Linked DNA regions of Homo sapiens: all the other regions are linked to region 2. A link is a loop called in an ENCODE intact Hi-C map of the cell type or tissue named here. Cell type or tissue: GM12878. All regions are shown on one strand. Each heading gives the region's core, and the rest is flanking DNA. Links, peaks and the distances in the headings are about the cores only.

The links. A loop is a pair of places that touch in the nucleus more often than their neighbours do. Peaks named below come from ENCODE experiments on the same cell type or tissue, not always from the same donor. Only the 100,000 strongest peaks of a DNase experiment are listed, where the experiment ranks them.
Region 1: it touches region 2 in a loop (6-fold over the local background); 5 of 110 quality-filtered maps call a loop at or near these places.
Region 3: a loop joins it to region 2, with 6 times the contacts of the local background. A loop is called at or near these places in 8 of 110 quality-filtered maps.

Annotation. Positions count from the first base shown.
Region 1 is chr11:116,073,989-116,082,582 of GRCh38, reverse strand. It overlaps LOC105369513 (a long non-coding RNA gene), which reads left to right and starts at 1,524. Exons shown (of 6, transcript XR_948056.2): 1 at 1,524-1,695; 2 at 1,781-1,921. RefSeq lists enhancers at 8,122-8,171, 8,302-8,421. In GM12878, for the core only: a CTCF peak has its summit at 4,376; no DNase peak of the experiment used is centred there.
Region 2 is chr11:115,332,161-115,337,160 of GRCh38, reverse strand. The region is part of intron 1 of CADM1 (cell adhesion molecule 1); the gene reads left to right. LOC105369509 (a long non-coding RNA gene) reads right to left here and starts at 3,584. Exons shown (of 2, transcript NR_135108.1): 1 at 3,543-3,584. In GM12878, for the core only: a CTCF peak has its summit at 2,076 (motif pointing left); a DNase peak (open chromatin) is centred at 2,085; H3K27me3 peaks cover 192 bases.
Region 3 is chr11:116,495,345-116,503,938 of GRCh38, reverse strand. LINC02151 (long intergenic non-protein coding RNA 2151) reads left to right here and starts at 3,256. Exons shown (of 2, transcript NR_174967.1): 1 at 3,256-3,397; 2 at 6,209-7,040. RefSeq lists an enhancer at 4,046-4,738. In GM12878, for the core only: a CTCF peak has its summit at 4,362 (motif pointing right); no DNase peak of the experiment used is centred there; H3K27me3 peaks cover 637 bases.

The DNA of each region.
Region 1 (8,594 bases), core at 1,504-6,503, 740 kb before region 2:
TCTCAATAATTCCAGCTTTTCCATATCAACCATGACCCCACAGCCCACCCACTGCTAAGTGACTCAGCTGCTCAATATGCGCCTCTTCATACTTCCACCAGAGGGGATCTGATTGACTCAGTGTTCGCACCTGTTACATTATGGGAACAGCCACCAGGTCTTGGCTCAGGTGCCATCTCCTAGTCCCATCTGCTATGGTCTGATGGTGGTGGTGACGATGCGGTGGGGCCAGAATCTGGGTCACATTATGGAAAAAGCCAGGTACTGTTAGGCAGGGCCTCAGAAAAGGCTGTAGGTGGGGAGCATCATGACTATTATCTCTACATAGTTTTGCATTTAGGGTATAAAGATAATGATGGAGTCAAAATGACTACAAATTCATGAAACTGGCTAGCTGGAAGAATAGAGTGGCAGTGACAAGAAAATAGAAAAATGTAGCAGGAAAGCAGGGTGGGAACAAACAAGTGATATGTTCATTTAGGGCTAAGCTGAATTTTACTTATTCATTTAGCAAATGTTTATCACCTGTCCACCATGTGCCAAGGCGTGTGCTAGGTGGGGACTGAGGAATTAACAGACTTAAATATTGAATACGTCAACTGAATAAATTAAATTATAGTGATACCTACCATCTGTGAAGCTCCTGTAGTGTACAATGTGCTTTTTTTTTCTTGGATGGAGTCTCGCTCTGTCACCCAGGCTAGAGTGCAATGGCACGATTTCGGCCCACTGCAACTTCCACCTCCCGGGTTCAAGTGATTCTCCTGCCTCAGCCTCCCCAGTAGCTCGGATTACAGGCATGTGCCACCACACCTGGCTGATTTTTGTATTTTTAGTAGAGATGGGATTTCACCATGTTGGTCAGGCTCTTCTCAAACTCCTGACCTCAGGTGATCTACCTGCCTTGGCCTCCCAAAGTGCTGGGATTACAGGTGTGAGCTACCGTGCCTGGCCACTATGTGCTTTTGATATACTATCTCTTTTAGCCCTCACAGCCATCTGATGAAGAAGATATTAATTTCATTTTATAGTTGAGGACACTGAGGTTGGTGAGATTTGAACTTGAGTCTGCCTGATGACAATGCCCAGGTGCTGTACACTGGATTTTATGAGGACAGTGGATCTGGAGCTCCAGAGAAAGGTCAGGGCTGTGGATGGATATTTGGAATTCATCTTCATAAAAGTGTTAAACACATTCAGGAGAATGAATTTATTCTCTAAAAGAAGAAACTCAGATTTTCCTTTGAGGGGAAACCTATGTTTAAGGGGTAGAAAGAAGAAGAGGAGCCTCCAGTCGATACATAAGAGCAGCAAGAGACTTAGCAGGGGAATGAGGATAGTGCAGAACCACCTGGGAGGGGAGTTCCAGAAGGAAGGGCAGCTGCTGGTGTCAGTGCCATAGATTCAGGAGACTGAAGACAGAGGAGACAGGCTCCAGATCAGGTTATTGTGAGGATTCAGGTGACCTCATGGATTGGATGAGTCACTGAGGAACCATCTGGGCTGGCCAATGGCTACAGTTTTGGGGTCGATGAGATATCAGTGGACACCATTACAGATATGGTAGAAGGAAGAGTCTCACAGTGGTTTCCAAGTGTGGTCCCCGGACCTGCAGCATCAACATCACCTGGAAACCCATTAGAAAAGCAAACCCAGCTGTGGGCCCAGCAAGTTGTAGTTTAACAAGCCCTTCAGGTGATTCTGATGCACTCTCAGGATTGAAAAGCACTGGTCTGGGAAAGACACAGTCTCCTCAGACCTGAATGTCACATCATTCCAGGTGTATACTTTGGGAGGTACACAGACCCACTGTAGCACCTTCAGATGGTGAGAAGGAAGGCCAATTAAAAGAATGTCCAAAGAAAGGAGTACTCATCATGAGATAAAACACCAGCAGAGGAATGAAAGCTGCTTCAAACAGGTATGGACTTTGAATATGAACCAGGCACGGTACTTGGCACAGGGGATGGTGTGAGCAAGGCAAAGTTCCTGCTTTTACAGAGCTGACACTCCATTTGGGGAGGCATATAAACATACAAGAAGACCTCAGGTAGTCAGGGTGTGTAATAACAATAAAACATCATGATGTAGTAGGAAAGGCTGGAAGTCTGCTCCAGTCAGAGAAGGACTTGAAGAGTAAGTGACATTTGAGTGAAATCTGAATGCATCAATGAGCAAGCCACAGGAAGGAACAGCAGAGGGAAGAGGGGTCTTGGTGGCAGGAGCTTCAAGTACAAAGACCCTGATTCAGGAACAGGCTTGACTTGTTCAAGGAATAGACAGAAATCCAGTGTGGCTGGAGGCTGGTCAGGGTGGTTCTCACATGGGCAGTGCCATCTAAGATAGGGTCATATAGTCCAGAGTAAGGGTTTTAGACTTATGGTAAGTTCAAGATAGGAAGTCTATGGAGGATTTTAATAAGGAGAGGGACACGATGAAATTTCTATTTTCTATTCCAAAATGCAGGAACAACCCAAATGCCCATCAACGGGTGAATGAGTAAACAGAATTGGTATATCCATACAATGGAATATTATTCAGCTATAAAAAGGAATGTAACTCTGATATAGGTTGACATGAATGAACCTTGAAAACATGATGCTAAGTGAAATAGACACAAAAAGAATACTGTATGATTTCACTTAAATGAGGTGCATAGTGTAGTCACATTCAGAGACACAAAAAGTATATCAGAGGTTAAAAGGGGCTGAGGAGAGAAATGGAGTAGGGGAGTTACTACTTAATGATTATAAAGCTTTAGTGTGGAGTAATGCAAAAGTTCTGGAAATTGCCTGTAGTGGTTGCGTAACAATGGGGAGGTACTTACTGAATTGTACACTTAAAAATAGGTAAAGTAGTAAATTTTATGTTATATCTAGCATACCACAATAAAAATGTATTACACATAAGTTACTCTGGCTGCTGTGTGGAGAACTGGTTGTGGGGTGTCATGGGTGAAGAAGCAGGAAGACCAATGGGGCTGTTGCGTGATCTTGTTCAGATGCTGATGCCTGGGCAGAGGAGTGCCAGCTGAGGTGGAGAGAAGGGGTGGATTGGAAGCCGAGAGCTGATTGGATGAGCTATGCATGAATGAGGTGAAGAAGGGAGGGTCTCATGTGATCCCCAAAGTCTTTTTTTTTTTTCTTCCTTTTTGTGGAGAACGAGGTCTCGCTACATTGCCCAGGCAGGTCTCGAATTCCTGTGCTCAAGCTATCCTCCCGCCTTTGCCTCCCTGAGAGCTGGGATTACAGGCGTGAGCCACCGCGCCTGGCCCCAAGGTCTTTTCTTGAGACACAAAGTGCGTGGTGGTGTCCTGATATTTTAGGGGAAACAGCTGAAGTGCTGTCAGCTGATATTTTAGGGGAAACAGCTGAAGAAATATTATGCTTGCTTAGTGCCACACAAGGGGCGGATGGGACTGTAAGGAGACAGGTTTGGGCTCAATATTAAAAAATAAAAAATTCTTTCAAATTGAGCCATTCTGAGCATGGTTGAGGGCCTGTAAGAGCAGGGGATGAGACTCTCCTTAGAGAGGCCACCATGGAGAGGAGACTAGGACTAGGTGATCTTCCTAGTGGGTTCTCAACAACCCTCAGATTCCTTTATCCCAAGTCTTTGGAAGCCTTTGGAAATGGGATTTCTGTTGCAGGTTGAGGCAGAAGTCAGATTACAGAGGTGGGTGGTGAGGAAATGAGATAGTGGCTGGAGGCCCTAATTTGAGATGATTGTCAAGAATATTGGAGCCAGGAAAGCCAACAGGGTTAAATAGGGTTTTTCTGTTTTCTTTTTCATTCTCCTTCCCTCTTCCCTCTTTTCTGAGATGGAGGAAAATGAGCTCTCACTGTTTCCTAAGAGGTCCCTGGGAGCGAGATAACATAAGGATGGCTGGTCATTTTCGGTTAGAATTGGGACCCATGGAACAATTCTTTCCTTCTAAGCTGGGTCCCAGCTCCATGTTCCTGCAGCCACCACAGCTATTCTGACATACCATCACAGACAGCCTCCGTGGCTCAAATCACTTCCCGCTGTGCACCCATAACACACAGATTGGAGGTAACTTTACTCTAGAGAACCAATTAGCACAGACCCAGGCTGGGTAATTACAGTTTGATAAGATCCTTGCAGCCGATATCCAGGGCAGATAAAGCGCTAGGAAGCCATTTCTCAGCAGGACTTGGGGGGGAAACACAATGCAACTCACCTTCCTCCTTCCCTTCCCTGCCCTTGGACCCCACCCCTGTCTCTCTCAAACTTTAAACTGGCCCCAGAGAGGAAGGGGATGAAGGGGATTAGAAAAAAGTCGCTCAGAGGCTCTGGAGTGGGCAGCTTTTCCTCTCCTAGGCTAGGCCCACTGCTGGTGCCTGCTTTCCTTTCAGCCCTAAGAGGTCGCTGTTACTCAAAGCTGGGGAGATGGTACCAACTAACTAGAAGGAAAACTAAGGGCTTCCACCCTGAGTGGCAGACAAGGAAAGGGATGCCCCATATATGCCTTCTGGATAGACAGGCAGATGCCACAGTGCTGCTCAGGGAGGCCAGGGCCACCCTCCACAGCCCCTCAGGCCCTCCAGGGTCTCTTGTCTCCTTCTCTGCCGTTCCCTTTGGACTTGCGCAGGGGTGGCTGCTGTGTGCAAAGCCATTTCTCTTCTGCCTCCTCTTCTAAGCCATCTTTTTGTCTACCTGAACCTCACCAACCACCCCTCACTGGCTTCCCCAGAACCACTGGGGCTCTCTTTAATCCACGGTCTACACTGCAGCCAGAGGGATTGTTTCCAATGCAAATCTGATTCTGTCGTTCTCATACTTAAAAATCCTTCCATGGCTCCACTACCATTGAGATCATATGCAAACATGGCCTTGGCGTGGCTGAATTTTTTTCCTTCAAAATTTTCAGTAACAAAGCATTGCAGATCCTGTTGCAATTCACTGCCTGCCATTCTCCACTCTCATTTTCTTTTTTGAGCTCTTTAGTGGTGAACTTTTCTTTTGTGACTTTACATTTCACTTTTTAAATTAGCCAGTGCTGAAGTTAACTTAATTTTTGCCGTAAAGTTCTATGAGTCTTAACACGCATAGGATGTATATACTGCCATCACAATCAGAACATGAAACAATTCCATCACCCCCCAGACTCCCTGGTGCTGTCCCTTTGTAGTGACACTGTGCCCCCCTTCCCTAGCCCCTAACATGCACTGATCTGCTCTCCACCACTATAGCTTTCTTTTAAAAATGTGATAGAAATGGAATCATACAGTATGTAACCTCTGAGAGTCCTCCAGCTATTGCATACGTCAGCAGTTTCTCTTTTTTATGGCTGAGTAGTATTCCATCGCATGAATGAAACATGCAATGAAATACTATTTTGTTTATCCACTGTCTTGTTGGCATGGCCCCTTTGTCTCCTGACATTTGTACATGTTGTTCCTTCTTCCAGGGATATTCCCTATCTCCTCCTCTTTGCCTACCAAATGTATTGTCTCTGTTCAGAGATCAGTTTGTATGCCTCTTCCCCAGGAACATCCCTCAGACTCTAGACAGAATTAAGTCCTCCATACTAGGTGCTCCTACTCACTCAGTTTCTTTCTTGAACCACATCCTCACACTTCAGGGTAGGTTTTGGTTAAATTGCCTGTCTTCTCCACCATTCTGTGAGTACCATGAGGGCAAATGTGCTGTTCCCTGCTATGTTTCCATCACCTGGCAAGTCCCAACATATACTTGTTGAATTAATGAACATTATTTGCTTTCGTATCCTAGGACCTAGTATTGTAGTAAACATTCAGCAAATCACAATGCATGTCTGACGAATTAATAAAGAAATGTCTTTGGTGTCCATCTCTTAATTGATACATACATTCATTTGTTTTGTTTACACTGATCAGACCACTTTGTCAATCTTTCTGTATATTCTGAGCCACCGCTTTTTTTTTTTTTTTACAGAGTTGCAAAAACAAATTGAGATAGCTTGTAATAATGACATACTACAATAAGATACAAATAGAGATTGATGATTGGGATGAAGCGAAATAAAGGAGGAACAAGAATAGGAGACCTTAGCTAGAACACAGAAATTCATGTCATAAAGTCTGAGCTTCCTAGCAACCAAAGACAAAGGGGAAGCCATCAGTAGCAAATTTGGCATTGTCTATTAGTGAAAATTATACCAGTTTCTCTGGAGAAGCTGAAGCTAAGGGAAGTTGCCCATGTGGAACTTCAAAAAGGGACATCTAGATCTAATAGGCAATTTTTAAAGTGCCATTTTGACATTAAATGTAATAGCTAGACTCGTGGCTTTCCTTGAAGGATTTCTTCAGTGCAAACTTAAATCAGTATGCCTAAACACAAGTTAGGAAATCTGCTTCCACAAGGAGCGAAAACCATTTGGTCCAAATATACAGCACTGATCGTCGGGCTTGATCCAGAGATAAAATCGAGTGTACCTATAGGAGTAGATGGGCTACATGTCCTTCAGATAATCCTCCATGAATAATATTTCTTGCACCTGGGCTTTTCAGACAGCCAGCAGCTGAAAATTGGAGTTTGTTTCCCAGTGAGGGTATAGAGGATCCTCTTGTGACATCAAGCCTCTTAACCCAGGCTGTTGCCTGAGCCGATTGCCATTTCCCTGGGTCTGCTGAGTCACCAACATAATCATTTAAGGTCATAGAAGAGAAACTGAGGTCTCCCCTTTCCACTTCCACACCCCAGGTATATGCATTATCAAGAATTTGGTAATGTGTGTAATGTATATACCTGGGGCGTGGAAGAATTTGGTTCAGTGTTAGGAGAATTTGGACAACAGAACTTTAGGAGAATCCCAGATCCTGAGATTAAACATGTCGAAGACAATGCATCAGCTAATATTTGGATACAGAATGTTCCCATTTACACAGTTTTTTCATTGGTGTTCACAAATGCAGGGCAGGAGGTAGGCTGCGCAAGGCTTACCATCCCTCCCATTGTACGGGTGACAAACAGATACTTAGGAGGGTAAATGAGTCTCTCAGCATAATGTGTCAGAACTGAGACACTAGTTTCCCTGGACTCAAATCCTGTGTTCTTTGCACTTCCCATTTAAAATATTAACATACTAGAATACTACATGCTAATGTAGTATAATGATTTCCTAGAACAGTAACAGGGAGAGGTGACTTTTATCTTTAGATCAAGAATAAGGAGTTTCCAACTATAATAAAAGGGATTTGGATTAGGCATTAGAAAGATATCTTCCTGGCCACTCTCCATTTACATCTCCATCCTACCTTAAATCTCTATCAGGGAGAGATGTGAGTCATAAGAACAGGCCACTGAGGGAGATTAAAATTTTCCCACTTATAACCTTTAAAAATGTGGGTACTGCTCTTGATCAGGAAACAATTTTGGGGTTGTCCTATTTAGAGACACCCATATCTCCCTTGAGCTTTCTTTTGCCTTCCTTCCTATCCTCCATAGCCAAGCCTGGGCATCAATCTGGGGCACCTGCCAGTCATTTATCTATCCACTCAGCAATATGTGTTGTGCTGGACCATAACTATATCAAAGTCTCAGTAGGAGATATGTTTCCCTTCAGACAGTCCAGATAAAGGGGCTCCAAGGAAGGAACTAGTTACAAAGGTATGAGCAGGCTAAGGGACCAAAAAGGCATGGCAAAGGATCAGAAACCTGCAATATCAAGACAGCCAGGGGAAATGGAGCTACTGGAGCCCATGAGCACTGGAATCATGGAAGAGAGGCTGTTTGGCAAGAGCTGTAGCAGCTGTAGCTGTAGAAGGACCCTCCTGCCAGATCCACAGTGTCAAAGCAGGGAAGGAGTGGCCTCTGATGCTCACACTGGACACACCCAACAAGGAACCAGTCATCAAGAGAGCGTGGGAGGTGCAATTGGCAGAGGTCAGCCTCCTGGGGCCACAGCAGGTTGCAGAAGAGTGGAGCATGGACTGGAGGGGGCAGAGGGCAAATGGAGAATAGACAGCTCAGTAGGAACCAAAGCCACACAGTCCCCGCCCTCCTCTAGCTTTCATTCTAATGAGGCAGCCAGATAATAGATATTTACACACAAAGGGTGTGTTGCAATAACAGCAGTGATGCATGCTATGAAGAAAAACAGAGCAGCGAGAGCTGGAAGTGGGAAGGGGAGCTATTTTAGATGCAACGGTCAAGGAGGCCTCTGAGGAGGTGATATTGTGCAGAGAACTGAATGATGTGAGGGACTGGTAGTCAGATTCCAGCGAGGCGAGATAATCTCATTAGGGAAAAGTGAGGGGGATAAAGTGAAGGCTGGCTCTGCAGAGTGTCCCCCACCCCCACAGCTGAGGGCAGAGCCTGGACCCACTCATATCTCCCAGCCCCAATGCGTGATGCAGAAACTCTAGAAGAGGACAAAGGGAGAAATGCCACCAAAGGTGTGCCCGACATCACTGGTGACGAGCGTGAGAGAGCCCAGAGCTCCCATCTCAGTTGGCTTGGCTCACACGCTGCACGCACAGCTCCCCACACAACCATAGCAACAGATTCATTCTGAATGAGGCGGAAGCATGTCAGTGCTGTGCGGGGGTTTCAGAGCTTACTCAGCGAGAGACAAGTGTGGGGAAGGAAGG
Region 2 (5,000 bases), core at 1-5,000:
GAGCCGGGAATTAAGAATTTCATCTTTGGACTCAGCCAAGCTTAGACAGACTTGGTTTTAAACTCAGTTTAGCTACTTACTAGTTGTATTAGTGGAAACATTAATTAATTAATTCTCTGTACCTCAATTTCCTCATCTGTAAAATGGTGATAAGGTTAATTTGAAGATGGCATCTTTGAAATGTGTAAGGATTGAATGAAATGGGTAATTTATGTAAAGTTCTTACAAATTCAAATATATAGTCAGTACTTACTTAACGGTTACTAATAATAACAGCAACAGAGTATGTTTCAACCAGACAGAATAAGTTCAATTTAATTTTTTTTCATCTTGAGATGCCATGTAAAATGTTAACTAATGTTCCACTTCTTTAAGAAAAAGTTGGAAAAACACTCATACTTATTTTTAACCTTACTACTGTGAAATGACAGTGCTTCTAATTCTGGCTGTGAAATCTAGTAATCCTTTTAAAAGGATTAAATTGTGAACAAACACATCAGGAAAGAACTTAAATCTAGTGTTTCCTGACTTATTTTGGTTCTGATTAATTAAATTTTTTTCAGAAAGGGTAGAAACCAAGAGTAGGTATAATTGAAGAGTTAATCAGAAAATTAAATAAGGGTACTCATTAACCAAGTGTTTTAGTAATAGAGGTTTTACTGTATTAGGAGTTCCCACTTGTTCTTTTTCTGCAAATGTGGCAGTCGGTTTTATTTTTAAATGCTGACATAAATTGAAAGTCTTTTATAACCTCTGAAGCATGTTTCGCAAAGTGCAGTCCATGGATCCTTGGAGGCTCCCAAATTCCTTTTGAGGGATCGATGAGATGAAAACTGTTCTCATAATACTAAGACGTAATTGCCTTTTTTGGGTGTGTTGACATTTGCTCTGATGGTGCAAAAGCAATGGTGGGGAAAGTTGTGGGAGCCTTAGCCTGAATCGAGTTAGTGGCACTAAACTGTCCTAGAAGTCATTGTATTCTTCACCTCCACATACAGTAAAAAAGAATATCCCTGATGAAGCAGTAAAAATTATTAATTTTATGAAAGCTTGACCTTGAGTTACATGTTTTTAAAAATAGTTTGTGTGAAGGAGAATTACAAATAAAGCATTTTTGCTACATACTTGTCTCAAGGAAGAAGACTGGGGAGATTGAGTTAAACTATAGTTATTCAGACGCGTATTTGGCAGACATTTTCTGGAAAGCAGTGAGCCTGTCATTTTAAGAGAAACAATGGACATTGTTGTCAGTGATAAAATTAAAGATTTCAAGTGGAAATGTGAATTTTTTAAAACTTGCATCTTCCTCTGTGAACTTGACAGCTTCCTAATGAACCATTGACTTTTCTTATGATATTGGTGGTGATACTAATGAATGTGACTTTTTTGATACTGAATAATGAAATGTGTCACCATTTGGAAGAGTGCTGCATAACTCAGTGAACTAATATTTTCCAAATGACCAGTGCATGATTTTAAAACATCATGAGTGGCTAAAAGATCCATTCAAAGTGCAGGATTGACTAATGAATTTTAATGTGACAGAGTATGAGAAGTTCTTTGATGTGGTTTCAGATTCCACAATCCAATTTAACCATGAAGAAGCCACCACTTGTTGAGTTTTGGTATAGTATCAAAGGAGAATAAAACCATAATTATCTGAAAAGACTATTAAAATACTTTTCCTTTTACAACTATATATATACATGAGGCTATTTTATTTCCCATATACTTCAACATAAACAATGGATCACAACAGATTGAATGAAGAAGCAAATGTGAAAAGCCAATTGTTCTCTATTAAGCCAAACTTTAGATTTGCAAAATTCTTTTCTAATTTTTTTGCTGTGGAAAATGTAGTTATTTTCACAAAAACATGTCCTTTGTGTTAACACGCGATGGGTTTATTAAGTGGATTCATAAGATTCTTTAAAAAATATTATCAGTTTTATTTTTAAGAGTTTAAAGTGATCCTGACATTATGAACTTTGAGAACCACACCCCTGACGTGGTAAAATTAAATTTTCCTATGAATTTTTATGGTTTACCAGTGCATGAGATTGCCATCTTGTGACAAAATAGGGAAATGCAAGTATTTTTGAAAAGCTCATCTTTAAGGACTTGGAGTGATTTCTAATGACTACTTGTTGGAAATTTATCAAGAGAAAGATATAAGTTCAGATTTCCAAGGGCTATGTCTTAAAATATATGTGCCAAAAATATTAATTTTCAGAAGGTAAGCAAAAAACAGTTAATTAAATGCATATTTCTAAAGGGCTGACATTGGTTTGGGGCCAGTCTTCTGTTAAGAACACATTTAGTTTTTATGTTCAGTGTGTATATTTCCTATTACACTGAGCCCCTTTGTATGTGATGTTATAGACTACTCGAATGTGTATTTACTGTTCAAAACACTGATAAATGTTTGTGGTGATATTCTGGTGGCATATAGTTGTCCCCCTTTATTCTCAGGGGATGTATTCCAAGATCCCCAGTGGATGTCTGATTCTGAGGATAGTATTGAACCCTATACAGACTATTTTCCCTATACATACATACCTATGATAAAGCTTAACTTATAAATTAGGCACAATAAGAGATTAACAACAACAATAAAACAATTATATCAATATGCTGTAATAAAAGTTATGTGAATGTGGTCTCTCCATCACCTGATGGGGTACTCATCAATTGATGAGTACTGTACTCATCAATTTTTAGACCCCCATTGGCCCAGGGTAACTGAAACCATAGAAAGTAAAACTACAGATAAGGGGGGGACTACTGTATCATCACTTGTGATTGACTTAAGGTTTAGTCATTGGTTGATACCAGAAACTTGGCTGATAATATTCTTCTTTCTAAAGGGAAATGTGATCAATTCTTTATGATGTGGAGTTTAGGTCCACACTCTGGTGAAGAGTTTGAATTTGCTGCCCTTAAATACTACATCACTGTAGTTCTGTGTGATGTGTCCTGTACAAACATGCAGAGTAAACATTGTTCCTTGCCTTCTGCTTTCTTGAGCACTAAAATACACAGTGTAAATATGCACAAACATGTAGAAGGACATATAGACAAATACAGCCTTAGCCAAGTCATGAGAGATGCAGCTGCAAGAAACAGGCTCATGCATAATGAACATTTATGCTATGGCATAGCTTGTGTTTTTGCATCCATGAGCTGTATGAAAAGGAAGGAACCTCACTTCGTTTTCATTCAGTTAGAATGAAGGCCCACTGGTCAGTTTTTTGACTCAATTCAGCTGATTGTTTTCAAAATAACCTGTTCTTTTCTAACAGTTGTGTGTAGGGACAGCTGCACTCTGATGAAATGACTGTGAGCCTATACGCTAACTACTGTACTAATTTTCTGCCTATATTTACTATGTGCCCAGTGACTCTGCTGATGAATATTTTAGACATCTTCATGAATAATGTTACTGCCCACAGTAGAGCTGCTTGCTTGTTTGTAAGGCTGGAAATGCTATCAAGATGATACCGACTCCCATTCTATATACCAACGTGAAAATAATAAAATACCTAAGTAAGGTTGTTGGTCAAGATTGTCTTTGAGGAATCATGGATGCTCTGAAATTGGATGCCAAATTTTACATGTAGGTGGATGTGTGTTTTTGAGAAAACTCCAGAGCTTTTATCAGACTCTCCAAAGGGATTGTGATCTCATAAAGACTAAGAACCACTAGATAAGCTTTATAGTTTTGAAAGTGCTTCTCCATACATTTTTATTTGATCCTCCCAATGATTTTCAGGGAGGCATGTTGGGCATTCTCTCTCTTTCTCTCTCGATCTCTCAACAGAAGAGCATGACTCAGAGCTTAAGTGGTTTTGTGCTTCATCCTGTAGGCACTGGGAGCCTTTGAGGGTTTTAAGTGAGGAAGTGATCTGATCAGATCGTCCTTTAGAGAGATTGCCCTGGTGGTAGTGTAGAGGATGTTTTAGGGGAGTAGGAGGCTAATTAGGACACCATTGGGAAAATCAGGTAAGAAAAGATGGTTGGCCTTGAGTTTGTTGCAGTCAGATTGGAAAAGAGGGGAGGAATTTGCTAAACAGCTTTGATTTTGAAGAACTGATGGGACATCAGGGAGAAAAGACCAGTAAGCAATTGGACGTTCTAGTCTGGGACTGGTGAGGTGAGGAGGACCTCGCACAGGGTGTATAGAGTGAGAAGTGAAGAGTTCCTGGGGAGAAAATGTCAGCTAGTGTTTGGCTGGAGTGATGGTCTTAGGGAAGCGCAGGGAGATCCAGGAACATCGCTTTTTTCCCCCCATTCTCTGTATTCCTGGGTTGACAAGTAGGGATTAAATATATTTTTTAACCCTCTTCATTTACTATCAGATTATTTATATTTTTATTTCTCAAGGACTTTAAATTTATGAAGTTTACAAAAATCAGTCATACCACTCTAATCTACCTTCTGCTCAGTGGAGGCGTCAAGCAAAGGATGGGTTAAGGGTACTCCCCTATAATCAATATGATCTTCTCCATTCTTAGATGTGGAAATTGACACGTTATCGAGCATATGTAAGTGCCATACCATTCCAACTTTACATACTTCTCACCACCCCTGCTGCACCTCACCTCCCTAATAACACTTCTGGGACCGTGGTTGCTTTAAGATCAGCTGACTTTTCCCTCAGTGATTCAATGCAGAATCCTCAGTAAGTAGAGCATTCCTTTTGATGGCTTTACTAATACCCAGATCTCGTAGTTCTTTAAATCCCTCAACTAAAATGACCTTCATCTTCATTTCACTTTGGCTGTGCACACACATGCCACACCTAATAGATCTGCTCCACTTTGAATATTTCAAACTCTATTAGTCTCCTCTTTGAAATAGCCTTCTAACTTCTACCTGCCCCATCCATGTTTCTCCTCAACCTGTCTTCTCTTCCATTCCTTGTTCCATTCCTTGTTCTGTCCTTGTTTTCCAGTATGGGAAGATAGGGGAGGGAAGAGGCTGGCAACTCTCTTCGAATC
Region 3 (8,594 bases), core at 1,504-6,503, 1.2 Mb before region 2:
TGTGTCTTTCCGTCTTCCAGTGCCATCGTGGGTAGGCCATTTTCCATTTTTCCAGGCCTCCGTTTCCTATCCCAGATGGCTTCCAAAGTGTTCCATTTCTGAAGAAGTCTGAGTCATGTGAATCCATTCTGGAACTCTCTGGATGCTCAGGCCTGTATGGTGGAAACTATGCCTAGAGGTGCTTCACCCTGCCCCGAAGTCATCATGGACTTGGATAACAGCCTTGCAGACAGGTCTCACATTACTCGAGGACTCCAACTCTCAGCTCCAAGTGAAGGGCACAGAGGAGGGGCACCAACCATCCTAGTTTGCCAGAGACTGAGGGGTTTCTCAGTATGTAGGACTTTCATTGCTAAAAGTGAGGGAGTCCTGGGCAAACCAGGCTGAGCTGGTCACCCCAGGACAGGGCTTCGGGTCTGTGAATGTTAGTTGAGGCCCTATTGTGGGTGAGGTGCTGTAGCAGGTATTAGAGATGCAATAATTACAGAAACAGGCCTTGCCTGGAAGGCAGTGACAGCACAGAGGAGAAGCAGATGTGTAGATAGATTACTTGCCCTGCAATTCATGGTAGGGAGACTAACTGAATGAAGCTTGTGCAAGACACCCAGGACACACAGAGGAGGCAGAAATGAACTCTGGTTTGGTAATGGTGGTGGCGTAGTTAGGAGGGCTTCTCAGAGAAGGTGATAGCTGAAGTGGGTTTTGAAGGCAGGGCTGGAGATGGAGCATAAGAGGCAGGGCTTGGAGAGGTATAAAAGGACAAAGTTAAACATGAGTGCAAAATGATGTGAAAGGAGGGCAGGAGGTCTGGAGGTGGCAGAAGCTGAAGGGTAAGCTTCCCCTGTCCTTGTGGGACCAGGCACGGGGCAGGGACAGGTGGTGGTGTGGGATGTGGTTTGGAAGGAAGGCCGCAGGGCTAGGAAATGGTTGGTAGGCCTTCCCTACCTAAGGATGGAGACATATTTTCGACAGAGTGTCCTGGTTCCATCTCAGCCTTCCAAGACCTACGAGAATGTTACAGGGTTGTCAGTGCCAGGGCTGCTTGGCTCCCTGGCATGGCTGGGTGCCTGGCCCATGGCTGGAGGCCAGTGGCCTAGAGCCCAGGGAAGCCAGCTGGTGACAGGATAGAGTTGTCCTGGCTTTGGCCAGGCAGACCGGTGGGCTCTGACCCAGGCTGTGATCCCTGCAGGACCTCCTCTTGGAGGTATTTAGCTCTGCAGAAAGAGGTGAAGACGATGATCTGGCTCTGCCGAGTGTCCCCTAGCTCTGTGCTTCCTTGCCTGGGTCACTAGCTCAGGGACTCTGAGGACCCAGCCTCTTTGCAGTGGGGCTGAGCTAAGTGACCTGGCCAAGGTTAATTCTACCCCCATTAGACCCTGCGGGCAGAGGGTCTGAGGTGATTAAGAAGCCATGGACCAGAGTCAGACTGCAAACACTGGGCCTCCATTCATAGACTAAACGTGGGGATGGGTCTGGTAAGTGAATAGAGCAGTGATTGACAGGTGGGCAAACCGCGTTTATCCTTCTGACTCCTCTAGGAGAGAATGCATACTCTTGGTCCACCTGGAATCCTTTTTGGAATAAAACAGTATTACAAACAACAAATCAGTCAACCAACCAATCAATCAACCATGAAAACTTGACCAGAATTTTCAAAGCAAAATCCCAGGAAGGAACCTCAGGTGCCAGGTGTGCAGGGAGGACCCAGGCATCTGGTGCTCGCGCACCCCTCATCTCCCTTTACATAGTGGGAATGCACTTGGCCTTGAGAGATTTGTTGGTGTCAGAGGCTCCCAAACTTTTCTCTCCTGTCCTACAACTGTTTACCCATGAGTATGTATTTTTGGCTAGAAATGAATTTATGTGGGTACTTTAAAAAAATAGATGAGATGAAGACAATGGTGACAACATAATAACGTAGATGGAAAGCGCATACTTAGAGCCATATGCAGCAAATGTGGGGGCCGATCTGGCCCTGTCACTCACAACTGTGGTCAGCTTGCTGGGCCCCTCCCAGCCTCCCGTCCCTCCCCTGTGAAGTGGAACCGTTTGTCCCTAGGCCTCACTTAGTAGGCTCTCGCTAACAGATTGCAAATCCTTGAGGAAGGAGCCCACCTTTTTTCTTGTCTTTATATCCCCAGGGCCTGGCATAAAGTAGAAACTCAATAAATGTTAGTCAAATGAATGAATAAACGTTTGAATAACAAGAATACCTGCTCTACCGACCTCTCTCAGGATTATCGGGAGGATCAAATGAGATAATGCACATGAAAGCACTTTGTAAATTGCGGAGCACTATACAAATGCAAATCATTCACAGCTTTGGTGGAAATTATTATTCAAATTATTATTATTATTTTCACAGTAAAGGACAGGAAGGAGAGGGCAACGGAATCAGTCCCTGATGGTGGAAGCTGGGGTTCCAGCCCTGTGTGCGGGGTGGCACTCAAGCTTGCTTGGGCCCCTCTGAAGCATCCTCCTTCCAGTGCCCTGCAGCGAGGTGGACTGGGCTGCAGCTGCTTGGGTGGGGGCAGTAGTTGCTACTGGAATCCTGCCCAGTATGGGGACTGAAGCCACCAGCCCATCTTACCCTGAACAAAACGAATTAAACGCCAAGCTCTAAATGAAAAAGGGTTTTCTTTTCTCTGCTGCTGTTTATTATTTTCTTTTTGTTAAATGAAGTGGCAAAGGTGGCATATTAGGAAGGAGGTGGTGACAGAGAGAGAGAGAAACCGGGCATCTCGAAACCTGGGGTTCGTTCCCCTCTCCCCCGCTGAGCTTCTGTTTCCAAGGCTATTATCCCGCCTCTTCAACCCCCGGCCTGCGAGAGGGAGGGTGAGCCGGCTGGGCAGCCAAGAGACGCAGAGCAAAGGCGTGATTGATAATTGGCGACTGTAATTCTATAATTCATCTCCCTGCACTGCAGTGAAATTAAAAGAGTTTAGGTTCCCAAGCATAATGATCATCAATTAAACGCCGGGGAGATTTAGTGTCCTCATTTGAATTTTGTTTTATTTATTTAAATGTGTCTCTTTTACAGGGAGGGGCCCGTGGGGAGTGGGAGCGGGTGCACGCGGGGGCCGGGGCCTTCCGGAGGCTGATGCGGGCCCGGGCGCCTCCAGGAGCTGGGTCGTGCAGGCTGCCTGGGGGCGGCTGAGGGTGGGGCGCGGCTCGTGGGGCGGCGGGCTTTGCGAGACAGGGGATCCATCATCCCGGGCCTAATCAGTTAATACTGATAAACTGCCAGCAATAACTGCCAATTGCGCCGCGGTTTTGGAGCAGCCAGTTCATTCATTTAGGGAGTGCGGCGGCTCGTGGGGGGAGCGCTCCTGGCCCCGAGTGTTTCTGTCTCTGCTCGGGAGGGAGGTGATGCATGGGCCACCGCCGACTTCTGCGGGTAAGGGAAAGTGAGCACTGGGCAACTCGAAGGTGGCCGGGAGGCTGTGGGGGTGACTGTGGCCTGCGCCGGGCCGGGCTGGGCTGTCAGAGAGGCCCGTCTGGGTCTTGGCGTTCAGGATGGTATGGAGGTGACATCCGCTTTGAGGAGGAGTCAGGGGGACATGCTCCCGGCCAAGCTGTGGGACCTCCTTGTGCAGAACCACAGAAAGATGCCTCAGGAATCAGGGGACCTCTTGCGGCCCCGCCACTCACTGCCCAGCTGCATGACTCAGTTTCCTCCTCTGGAAAGGAGCAGGCTGGGCTAGGAGGCCTCTAGAGGGCCTTCCAGCTCTGTGGCCTTCCTCCAGACCCCTTTCCCTGCTGGCCTGGAGAAGGACGGAGAACACGCCCGGGTCCTTCCTGTGCACCAGTGAGTTTGGGGCTGGAGGCTCTCGGGGTGCCATGGCTCCCCCTCCCATGGGCCCCTCTGCTCCCTCCCCATGCTGCTGTCCATTTCTCAGGGTTGGTTCCTGCTGCATTTTCCCGACGTTCTCTGATTCCGACTTCTCACTTGCAATCAAGAAACTAAAAATAGAGCATAAAGGAGCTCTCCAAGGGGGGTGGGTGGGGGTGGCAGAGAAGGAGGAAAGTGCTCTGGTTCCCCGTGGGAATGAGACCTCATCAGCTCTACATAGGGAGTTGGAAATCCAATCCAGACCATTGGCAAGGGGCGGGGTGTGAGGTGAGGAGCCTTCCTGATCAACCAGGTGGAAAGCTTGAAAGAAAATAGTGTGTGCGCACAGGGAGGGAGGATGGGGAGACAGCCCTGGGGTGGCTTTCTGGGCGTTTCTGGTGCTTGGGGGTGAAGCCCCTTGCATGCCCTGCACAGGGCCCGCCCCTGGGTTGGGAGAGAGCTGAAGTCACTGGACCTGAGGGCGCACAGCCAGCCTGAGGGCCTTGCCTTCTAATTCATCCGCCAGGAGGGGGCGCCCTATTCTAATGTTCGCAAAGGCGTCTTTTGTTCAAGCTGAGGCGCCCAGAAGGCTCGCGCAGGCCGGTTATGCAGGTATCCTCTTGGGCTTGTAGGCAGACAGGAACCCCGTCAGGGATTTCTTCTTGAGGACCTCAGAACCGTGTCTTTTGTTTTATTTTTATTTTTTTGAGACAGGGTCTCGGTCTGTCTCCCAGGCTGGAGTGCAGTAGTGCCATCTCGGCTCACTGCAACCTCTACCTCCTGGGCTCAAGGATCCTCCTACCTCAGCTTCCTGAGTAGCTGGGGCCATAGGCACAAGCTACCGTGCCCGGCTTAATTTTGTATTTTTTGTAGACACAGGGTCCGCTATGTTGCCTAATCTGGTTGTGAGCTCCTGGGCTCATGCAATCCACCTATCTCAGCCTCCCAAAGCGCTGGGATTACAGGTGTGAGTCACCTTGCCTGGCCAACCACGTCTTTCAGATTGTAAGGAGTGGATTTGTTCAAACTTGATGACATAAGATGGGCAACTTGGAGGTATTGGGGCTAGGAGTGAAATCAGAGAGAATCTGGGCTTTCAGACAACATCTCCAGAACACAGGCACCCCGTTCCCTGGGCAGGGTCCCCTGGAGCTCAGAAACATGAGTGGACGTGTGTAAATTACTCAGCTGGTCTTGGGAAAGAAGCCTGATTCGGGAGTCTGGAGCCCCAGGCTGCAGTCCTGGCTGTACTACTCTATGCCCTTGGGCATGCTGCTTTTTTTTTTTCCTCTGAAACTCAGTTTCCCCCCTGTCTAATAAGATGAGGTACATAAAAGCTCTTAGAGAGCAGGAAAGGTGCTCTATAAATGCCCAGGATTATGGTTATAACGTGCAGCTTTTATGCGTAAACCAGCAGCAGCCCACCTTATCTTCTAAGGGGCAGTGCAGAGGGAGGACTTTATCTCTATCCTTGCCTCATGCAGCCTCGAAGGCCCCTTTTCTCCCACGGGGCTATCTTTAGGACCCATGATGCTTCCCCTCCTGGGGTAGGAAGGGAAATGGCTGATGTTAGAATCCCAGACTTGCCGGTTTTTATACCACCGATTCAAATCAAGATACTGTCTTTCAGCCTCCTCTCTGCCTTGCTAAACCCATTCCGGTTCCCTTACCAAGCCGATTTCTATCGGGGGAGAGTCAGTCCTTGAAAACATGGGGATTTCTCCAGCAAGGAATGGCCATGAGGAGCCAGGCCATGCTGGGGTGGCCATCTGCACACTCTGATGAGCCCACGCTGGGCTCCTCTCAGCCTCATCTGCAAGGCTAGCCCCTTCTAGTTTCTAATTGCTGTCTCATCCAAAAGGCTGAGGGCTTTCTGGATTGACTAAAGAAGAGATGAAGGTGACCCTAGGTCCCCAGGAATGCCCACCTCCCTTTCTGGCTCCATCCTTTTTCACCCTATGCCTGGTGCCTCCACTCCAGGCTGTTTTGTTTGCTCTGAGGGGTTAGGTGTGAAGGGCTGTTCTGTGGCTCCCCAGGACTGTCTCTGGACCCTTCAGGCAGAGCAGCAGGTGTATTTGGGATGAGAAGCTCTGAGGGTCAAGGACCCTACAATTTTCTGTGTGGAATCCACAAGGGCACCAAGCCCAAGTGAGCATAAAGCCCAACAAAGGCTTTTTAAAAATTACCATGTGCTGTCCTTTTCTCTGATTACAAAAGTAATACATATTCATGTTCAAAAATTTGGAAAATACAGAAAAGCACAAAGAACAAAAATTCATCCATATTCCACTACCTAGAAGCAGCTACTATATCTGAGGTGTATCACCTCCCTGTCCTTCCCCTTCTCACTGTCTCTTTATCTCTGTCTTTTAATAGGAGTCTCATGCAGTAATACTGTTTTGTGGCTTAGTTGGTGACAGTGTATCAGGAGCATTTCCCCACCCAACAAAACTCATTTGATGAGTGTTTCGCCAGGTGGGAAACATGGAACAGCAGGCACTCAGAAGAGATCTCAGCATTGACAGACCTGGATTCTCTCCTGCTTCCAGTGGAGACAGAGGCCCATAAAATCCATTGGCTGGAGGGGTAGCCCTCGAGTCAGGGCAGTGTGCAACCCAGCGTCTCAAGGATGTGGCAGGATGTGTGCCAGGCTGATCTTGCCCCATCACCTGAGGCCCTGTCACTGCATCAGCCCTATTACCCTCTGGGCTCTTGCCCTGGCCATAGCAGGCCAGTAGGAGGTAGGGAGAGGGCCAAGGTGCCAATCACTTGGAGGCTATAAAAAAATAACACCAGAAGATAAACTAGAAATGACACTAGAAATGTAAAGGACTGCCCCATCAGTCACTTGGGGTGACAGTGGAGGCCAAGACCCCTCTCCCTTTAAGGGATCGGCTTGAGTAGTGACCGTAACAAGGAAACCATGTCTGCTTTAACTGCAAAAGTTTAGTTTAGCTAAGCTGGCTATGCAAGTCTGAGGCCCTTGGCCTCTCCAAATCCTCAACAAGGAGCCAGAGAATCTTGGTTTGAAGACCTTGCCTGCACTCATTGCCCATCTTATCCACACAGCACACCAGATTCACCTTCCTTAATGCCTTCTGATTGGGTCATTTGACTCCTGGCTCAACAAGAGCCTGACTCTACCTATCCAGACCTTTTTCTGTCTTCAAATTCAGCTCAAGGTATGTTTTCCTTTTTCAACAACAAAAAATCAAATAACTGGATTTAAAAATTGGCAAAGGACTTGAATAGACATGTCTCCAAAGAGGATACACAATTGGTCACCAGGCATATGAAAAGATGTTCAACATCACAAATCATTAGAGAAATGCAACTCATATCCACAGTGAGATTCCACCTTACGCCCCCTAGGATGGCTACTGTAAAAAAAAATAATAATAAATAAATGATAACAAGTGTTGGTGACGATGTGAAGAAATCAGAACCCTTATGCACTTTGGTGGGAATGGAAAATGGTACAGCCACTTTAGGAAACAGTGGCGATCCCTTGAAAAGTTAAAAATAAAATTACCATATGATCCATTAAGTCTACTTCTGGTTATACATCCAAAAGCATTGAGAGCAAGGTATTAAAGAGATACTTGCACGCCCGCTTAGCAGCAGCGTTCGCGACAGCCAAGAAGTGGAAGCAATTCACATATCCATCGATGGATGAATGGGTAAACAAAATGTGGTCTACAAACACAATGGAATATTATCAGCCTGAAAAAGGAGGGAAATCCTGCTACATGGTGCAACAGGGATAAACCTTGAGGACATTATCCTAAGTGAAACAAACCAGTCAGGAAAAGACAAATGTCATATGGTTCCACTTATATGAGATACTTAGAGGAGTCAAATTCATAGGAACAGAAAGTAGAATCGTGTTTGCCAGGGGTTTGAGGGAGGGGTTACGGGGAGGAGTATAGAGTTCCAGATTTGCAAGATGAAAAATTTCTGGAGATACATGGCACAACAATGAGAAGATACTTAACACTGCTGGATTGTATGCTCAAAAATGGTTAAGACAGTACATTCTGTGTGTGTGTGTGTGTGTGTTTAACCACAGTTGGGAGAAAAAAAGATACTCTTTTTACCTTCTCTGGCCAGCCCAGCAAGCAAAGAGCTCTCCCTTTCCAGAGCCTCTGAAGTGCTTACACTCTTTACTGCTGGGCCCCTAAACTAACCCACTACCTCTTCATGTATTCACATGTGGTCTTCCTTTGGGGCAAGTTGTTTGAAATCAGCAATAAAATTTTTGCCTTTTATTTTCCCCATGGCACCTAACACGGTGATTTACATAAATTCAGCCAATTCAGTCTATCAGCTCAATTAATATTTGCTGATTGACTGAATTCATACTTCCCTTGATAAACTTTGGATGGTGGGCTGGAGGGTAATGGATGATGAAGCAGCAAATACAGAGAAAGGTAGGAGGTGTCAGTCCAAACTGTACCATTTTGTAAGCTCCCTGCTATTTTGCAGACCTTGGTCAAAGTGAAACATTTCACAGGGGTTCGGACCGGGAGAAACATCCTGCCTGACCACTTGACCACAAGGCAGACAAAGGCCCAACTAAAGAAACATCCCTATCATATCTGGCTGGGTAAAGGTCCAAGGAACACCACGATGACATCTCCCCAGAACAAGGGCTAGAACTGCCTCATCATGGGAACATCTTACCAATATCCTACAGGGTAGCAAGCCATGCTGCCCAGACCCCTCCCGCCCAAGTGGTGGGCTCTGGCGTTAGCCTGCATTT